Regions from separate parts of the Homo sapiens genome. Here regions 2 and 3 are each linked to region 1. The links are chromatin loops, found by intact Hi-C in ENCODE. Cell type or tissue: ascending aorta. All regions are shown on one strand. Region 1 has its middle 15 kb from the start of ACCSL. Region 2 has its middle 20 kb from the start of C11orf96. Region 3 overlaps HSD17B12 (hydroxysteroid 17-beta dehydrogenase 12).

Region 1 (2,500 bases):
CAATGTCTTCTTTCTCGGGCTCCTGCATCTCATTACTTTGCTTAGATGTATTTTGATGGCAGTGTCTCCCTTCCTTCCAGCACTTAGGATGCCACCAGCATCCAATACCTCTTCAAATATGAATAAGCTGTTTTCCTTGCCAGAGCTGCGGCTCAGTGAAGTCAGTCTTTTCTGGGCCCTTTCTGTTTACTCTCCCCCCAAACAAGGTCTTCCTGCTTCAGCTGTCAAAGAGGATTTTGTTCCAGTGACCCATTTCTCCCCCTGCCCAGGACTTGGTATCCTGCTTGGGACACAAAGAAAAGGGTTTTGTTTCATTTTCCATTGACACTATCTACCACTGTCACCCACATTTCAAATCCGAGGGGCCCCCTTTAAGAACTCTGGTGCTGTGGGGGAGATCAAATGACCTCAGCCCTGGGCATGCTGGGGGTGAGGAGGCTGGAGACAACAGTGGTGGCCGTGTCAATGGCCTGGTTCCCTGGCTGGGAAGGGGTTGCTATCTGGCTTTGGCAGGCACTGAATTCATCTGCTCATTTTCTGGGCCTGTTTGCCAGGATTCCCTAAGAAGTTCCTTTCTCTTCAAGAGGTATGGTATGGTGTGTTGTGGTCTGATACGGAGTTTTTGTCAAGAGCCCAGGGTTCATGCCGCAAGTTCAAGTCCCAGCTCAGCCACTTACAGACCACGTGGCCAGGCAAACTACGTGGCCATGGGTGAGTTACTAAGCATCTCTGGGCTTCAGTTTCTCCTCTGTGAAGGAAGGTCAGGGAGGAGGGCTGGAGAGGTTATGTGAAATAACAAATATAAATTTGAGCCTCTTCCTTCCAAGTTCCATCCTGCCATCCACCAAACCCGACTGTTCGTCCACCTGACCATTTAAACTTTCATTCTTTCATTATTAACTTTTGTTGAGCCTTACTCCACTGTGCACTCACCAGTCTTCTGAGACTGAGGCTGATACAAGAAACATTTTGGAGGGAGTTCCTGCCGACTCCTCCCACTGTCGCCAGGGAGGCTTGAGCTCTGTAGAGAAGTCTCCACCCGCGTCTCCCTCGGGGGAGCCTCTCAGAGATGATGAGCTGAGAGTTTCTGTGGGACTTTTCCTCCCAGTCATACCACATTTGTGAGTTCCTTCCCACTGGGAAAATTCTTGGCAGGAGGGCTTTTCCTTGATTCTGAAAGGCCCATTCTGACCTACTGGGCTTCTGTTGACCTAGGTCTCCCTCAAACCTGGACCTGCAGAGCTGGTCTTCACCACTTCCCTTCTTCGTAGGAATTCTTGAGCGGGGACAATGCCCACGTATCCGCCCGCTCCCCACTCCAGTCCACTCTGCTATGTTTTCCCAGAGCTAGGAGTGCTTATTTAATGCCTCAAGCCTTCCAGAGAGCAATTTCATCATGCCCCAGCCCCAGGTTATTGGGCGCATTGAGGCACCCCAGACACTGTGCTGAGCACTTGGCAATGTTATTTCATCCTCCTCCCCGCACCCTGCAGCTGCCTGGACCATTGCTGACCCACAGTGAATAATGCCTTCTGGTATTCACGCCCTTGCACATGGACTCTGGATTTGGCCATGTGACGTGCTTCAGTCAGCGAGACATGAACAAGAGCCATGCAAGCAGAGCTTGACAAGTGCAGTGGGTGGTCCAGAAGCCAGTGCCATGCTGCAGAGCAGCTCAGACTGCAGAGTGACGAGAGGACATGTAGAGAGAGACCCTGGAAGGTGAGGCATCTTGCATATCCCAGCCCCAGCAAAGCACCCATTAGATTGCAGCCACATAAGCAACCTTGGCAATGCCATGTGAAGCAGAAGGACCCCTAACTGAGTCCCATTCAGCAACAGAATTGTGAGAAATAATACATTATTGTAGTCTTAAGCCGCTAAGTATGAGGACAGTTTGTCACACAGCAATAGAAATTTGAAATAAAACCCTCAGACCCAGATACTATGATAATCAGTCCCATTTCACCGATGCTGACTCTGAGATTCAGAGAGCTTGAGGGAATTTCCCAAGATTGCCCCTGAGTAAGTGAATGTGGTGGCCGTGAAACATGCACCTTGGATCTCCTGCTGGAGGGAGTTTAATTGACTGACAGCCCCCGCGACTGTCCACCTGCATCCGCCACCATCCACACTAAGGCTGTGTCTTCTCCAGGGCTGCCCCCAGCCAATAAATGAGCACAGCCAAGGTACTAGCACAAGCCTCTTCCTAGGAGACGTGAATTCCTCCATCAGTCTACTTTGGCTCAAAGACTCCCCATCAGCCTGACTCAACCTTTCTTGGAAGTGTGTGGCAGTGCAAGACTCTTCCTACCTCAATCCCCATCCTTCTGTCTTCTCTCCCTGGGTCACACAGTCTGAAGGCCCTCCCACCTCCTCCTGCTCCCTCTCTTTCATCCATTGCAGGTGTTTCCTCCAATAAATATATTGCATTTCTAATCCCACCCAGTGGGAAAGCTAAGATTCAAGCCCATGGAGCCTCTGTCTTGATGCTTTCCTT
Region 2 (2,500 bases), 70 kb after region 1:
CCACCTCTGCCTCCCAGGTTCAAGTGATTCTCCTGCCTCACCCTCCTGAGTAGCTGGGACTACAGGTGCCCACCACTGGCTAATTTTTTGTATTTTTAGTAGAGACGGGGTTTCACCGTGTTAGCCAGGATGGTCTCGATCTCTTGACCTCATGATCCGCCCACCTCAGCTCCCAAAGTGCTGGGATTACAGGCATGAGCCACCGCGCCTGGCCACAGCCCTAGGCTTTTCTTTCACGGGAAGTTTTCTATTACTGATTCAACCTCTTTACTTGTTATATATCTATAATTAATTGTTTTTTTTTTAATATTTTCAGATTAAATCTCAAAATAAAATCCAACTCTATACTGTGTGCAGGAGACACACCTAATGCAAACTCAAGAGGTTGGAAAGTAAAAGATGAGCAATGGCATACCAGGCAAATAAAAAAATAAATGTCATGATTTGATTATCCAACAAGATACAATTCTGGCCAAAAAGCATTAAGTACATTGGCAAGGAGTTATGTAATATATCATAGTGTCACTCAAATTAAATGCAGGTATAGCTATTATAAATATCTATGCAACAGATAACCTAGTTGTCACATTCACCAGGCATTCATTATAGCAATGCAGGGAAAATAAAAGCATATATATGGTAAGATACTTGAATTCACTTCGCATGGGGGATCACAGGAACAGTAAAGCAAGAATAATACGTAGTTAGGGTGAGGCAGTTCTGCTGTAGCACAAGAGACATACACCACAATGCCTGAGAGAAAACACAACTCTATCTTTCTCTCTTGTAACAATTCAGAAGAGCAGACAGCTTTGCTTCATTCAGTAGTTCAGAGACCCAAGTTTTAACATCCTCTGGGGCCATGTTATCATCTGCTCTGTAGAAGCCAAGTTACCACCATATCCAAGTTGCTCCCTCTGAGAGAAGGGAGAAGAGATTGTGAGCTGGCATGCCCACGATCTTGGGCCTGGATCCAGAGTGACAAATATTACTTGCACTCACATATAACTGGAGAAAGCTTGTCACTGGGTAAACCCAAGGCACAGAGTTGGGTGGGCTGTCAATTGTCTAGCTTCATGCCGTGAAAAAGGGAGAGAACAGATTTTAGGGGATCACTATTAATCTCTGCCATAGCCCATCCCTCCAGCCACGACATAGCTAGGCGTGCTTATTTCACTATGAATAGAACACACTCAACCCTTCTCCATGGGGCACAAACCAACGTCCATCCAGTTACTGTGCCCTGTGTATCTGATGCATAGACCTCTCCACAGGCTCAGATGTGTTCAAGCTAAAAGACAATTCATTTGTCCCACCCATTTGCCAAATAGACAATGGAGGAATATGGAAAGGAAAGCCACAATAGATACCCCCGATCAGAAGAGAGAACACAGGCAATACAGAGTGGTCCCTGGGCAAAACCGGAGCAGGCAGAACATCTTCCCCTGCCAGGATAATTCTCCCTTGTCTATTATCCTCATCTGAAGTGGGTGTCAGAAAATGCATCTTCCTTGAGGGCTATCTGGTGACGCTAAGCAGTTACAGGCTTTTACGGTTTCTCTGGAAAAAACAATTCCCAGAAAGATTTATTAGCTTTCAAGTCTATTTGCTTCCAGTCATTTCATGAGCCAGGATGCTATTTTCTTACATATTTCTCAAGCCTGCTTCATTTCTTTGCTTCCTGGTTTAGCCACGCCTTTTTTCCTTGCATTAACGACAGCTATTTTGAGAAATGTTGAATAATAGGCGTAAAAGAGAAGCAATGCCCTTAGTCTAATCTTTGCCTTGGGGCTGGATCCTTTGGATAGATGTTTTGCTTAATTGGATAGTGTTTGAGAAAGACTCGGAGCCACAGCTGTCTGTTCTGCTGTTTGGGTTACAGAAGCCCCTGCTGCTCTAGACACTTGCCTTTTCCTTTCATCTCTGTTTGAAATCTGGCCAGTCCTTGCGAACGTCATCTCTTTTCTTTGCATACCTTCCTAAAAGGAACAAGGAACAGCCAATACTCACTAACCTTTCAGCTCTTCCCAAATTCTCTTTTACTTACAGCCTTGGAAGGTACAAGATCTCCCTTTCTGGCTATTGCAGGAGAGAATTTCACCTATTATTTGTCCAAGAGTCCGTAGATTTCCAGCCTATGATATCTGTCCTCCTGCTGCCTGCTGCCTGACAACTAGGTTTCCATTATGGCAGCGCCTCACTCTTAGTACCAATTTTTATATTTCTTAGGGCAAAGATTGTTGACTCAGAGAATGACAGAGAGGGAGGGAGAGAGGGAGGGGGAGAGATGTTACAGGTGGAAGGTGTCCATGTTCTGGGCATCTTGAACAAAGAATGGGACAAAATGCACAAAGTAAGAAGGGATGAAAGAACTTATTGAAAAAGAAAGTACACTCCACAGTGTGGGAGCAGCCCTGAGCATAGGGGCTCAAAGGCCCTGTTACAGAGTTCTAGTGAGTTTAAATACCCTCTACTTGGGGTACGCCCTATGTAAATAAAG
Region 3 (2,500 bases), 350 kb after region 1:
TAATTGTCATAATAATCCCGAAAAGTATCATCCCCCTAAAAAATGAAAGAAGTTATGCTCAGAGGTTAACTATTTTTGCCTAAGGTCAACCAGCTTAGTAACAGCACAGCTTGCCCACTGACTCCAAAGCCAATCTGTTTGTTAGCTATACTGTTTCCCAATGTAATACTCTTGAGAGGCACCAATTGTTCAAGTTCTTAAACTGTCTAGCCCTTCCTCTCTTCCACAATGACTAGGTTATTTAAATGGAAATAACTTCACTAAATGGTGGCAAAGATAACTTTCCAGAAACTGGATAGTTTTCCTGGAATTGCCAGTTAGAGATAGGGCAAACGCATTGTTTTGTAGACAAAAATCGACAAATAAAACAAAGCGTTCTTTCTGATACAGATTTGTGGCAAGCTTCTCAACTACCACACCATGGTATTATGGAGTTACCATGACAACGCAATAACCTAGTTTCAGTGTTTCAATAACCCCATCACTCAGTCCCTGTAAGAGAAGAACTTCCCATACCACAGTGATCAGACTTTTCCCCCAGACAGAAATGGTCTCTGAGAGATGATAACTAAGAAGTGCACAAAAGTAGCATCCCTTACAAAAAGCATAAATTCCCATTTTATTGTATTCATTAAATTTTTTTTTTTTTTGAGACAGAGTGTTGCTCAGTTGCCCACTCTGGAGCGCAGTGGTGCAATCTCGGCTCACTGCAACCTCCGCCTCCTGGGTTCAAGCTATTCTGGTGCCTCAGCCTCCCGAGTAGCGGGGACTACAGGTGCATACCACCACACTTGGCTAATTTTTGTATTTTTAGTAGAGATGTGGTTTTGCCATGTTGGCCAGGCTGGTCTGAAACTCCTGGCCTCAAGTGATCCGCCCACTTCAGCCTCCCAAAGTGTTGGAATTACAGGCATGAGCCACTGCGCCCAGCCAATTGACATTTTAAAAAAGGCAATTTTAACTGAGTTTATCTGAATACCTAGACTGATCTATCTCTGTGTAACAATGTTTTCCCAAAGAGGGCCGGCAATAACTCTAGGGAAGTCATAGAAACAAGAAATTCGGCTTACAGTTGCAAACACAACAGTGTTACCCTTCTGCTTAAAATCACCTCAACTGCTTTCCACTGCTCCAGGATAAAGGCTGAAGGCCCTGCTCATTGCCCTTCTTGCCTCTCCAGTTCCATGGCACTCATATCTGAGCTTTCCTGGCTCGTCACTCAGCCCTCGTTTCATGAGGGCCCTGCCCTTTCCTGCCCTAGGAATTTAGCAACTGCTTTTCCTTCTGCCAAGAACATTCTTCCCTCTGCCCTTCCTGTCACTCCAGCTTGCTCACTTACACTCAACCGCCAGATCTCAGCTGAGGCACTGCTTCCCCAGCACAGCTCTAGAACTTTCCCTCACAAATTCTCATAGGACCAAATACTTCCTGTTCTCACCACTTACCATAGCACAGTTTATTCATTTTGTTACTGTTTGTCATCCCATTGGACTATTATAAGGTCTATAGTTAGCACTCAACAGTATTTGTGGTGGATAAATGGGCAAATGAATAGTGTTATGTCATACTCTCCACCAAGCCCAGTGAGGGCTTTGCTCACCCTGCCTCCCTAACCTTAATCTCAATCCATCCCAGATGACATGCATATGAATTGCTACATGTTGTTTTGCTAAGAGTGACAAGAAGGGAAATGAAATAAAGGATGCACTGTTTTTAAAATATACATTTAACTTATCCTTATCTACAAATAGCTTTTAATGGCACTGAAACTGATCTATTCAAATCCGTTTACCCATGCATTCTAAACTTATAAATTTTGTTATGTAAATCTGACAAATTTTTCTGAAACTGAAAGAAATAAATTATCCTCAATTCAACCAACCAAAACCAACAACAACAAAAAATTAGTTTTAAAGCTCAACACTCTCAGTTGCAAGTAGCAATGGTAATCTCAGTTATCTGACAATGTAGTCACCCAGATATCAACTCTTTCTTCTAAACCCTACCCTGGCAATTAGCTCAGGTAATCAGAGCACAGTGCTACTAAGGCTAATAATACTATAATAATAACAAGTTATCAAGCACTTATGTACTATCTGTTTTACAGAGAATAAGTATTCTCATTTACCCTTCACAATAAGCCTATGAAATCTGTAGGGAAGCTAGAATTCAAGTCTAGGTTTGGGTCTCCAAGTTCAAGTTTGACCTCTAAATAGGAAAGTTAGTGTTGCACAGAAAGAAAGAACAGGAAAAAAAAAAAAAAAAACAGGGTGGGAGCAATGGGGGCTAGTCGGGAGGGGAGTGAGGGAAAAAGATATTCAGGGAATGTAAACTCAGGATCTGTAATCCCAGGAAACCTCCCTCTTTGGTTTTTCCTCCAAATCAAATAAAGGTATGCTTTTAGGTCCAATCTTCAGTTGCATCTGTTTCCTCTTATGTAGACTCCAGCACTAGTACTTGAAAGTTGCCCTGCCAACTTTAATCTGCAGAACTTTTTCCA

Evidence for each region. A loop is a pair of places that touch in the nucleus more often than their neighbours do. Peaks named below come from ENCODE experiments on the same cell type or tissue, not always from the same donor. Only the 100,000 strongest peaks of a DNase experiment are listed, where the experiment ranks them.
Region 2: a loop joins it to region 1, with 2.6 times the contacts of the local background. A loop is called at or near these places in 2 of 110 quality-filtered maps.
Region 3: a loop joins it to region 1, with 4 times the contacts of the local background. A loop is called at or near these places in 2 of 110 quality-filtered maps.

Annotation. Positions count from the first base shown.
Region 1 is chr11:44,031,462-44,033,961 of GRCh38, reverse strand. It overlaps a transcript of ACCSL not described here. Among named protein-coding and RNA genes, the nearest start is that of ACCSL, 15 kb to the left of the region's middle. In ascending aorta, no CTCF peak of the experiment used is centred here; DNase peaks (open chromatin) are centred at 1,072 and 1,551; H3K4me3 peaks cover 677 bases; H3K27ac peaks cover 2,500 bases.
Region 2 is chr11:43,961,877-43,964,376 of GRCh38, reverse strand. It overlaps a transcript of ACCSL not described here. Among named protein-coding and RNA genes, the nearest start is that of C11orf96, 20 kb to the right of the region's middle. In ascending aorta, no CTCF peak of the experiment used is centred here; a DNase peak (open chromatin) is centred at 1,016; H3K4me3 peaks cover 909 bases; H3K27ac peaks cover 1,844 bases.
Region 3 is chr11:43,686,362-43,688,861 of GRCh38, reverse strand. The region is part of intron 1 of HSD17B12 (hydroxysteroid 17-beta dehydrogenase 12); the gene reads right to left. Among named protein-coding and RNA genes, the nearest start is that of HSD17B12, 6.9 kb to the right of the region's middle. In ascending aorta, no CTCF peak of the experiment used is centred here; a DNase peak (open chromatin) is centred at 1,321; H3K27ac peaks cover 1,514 bases.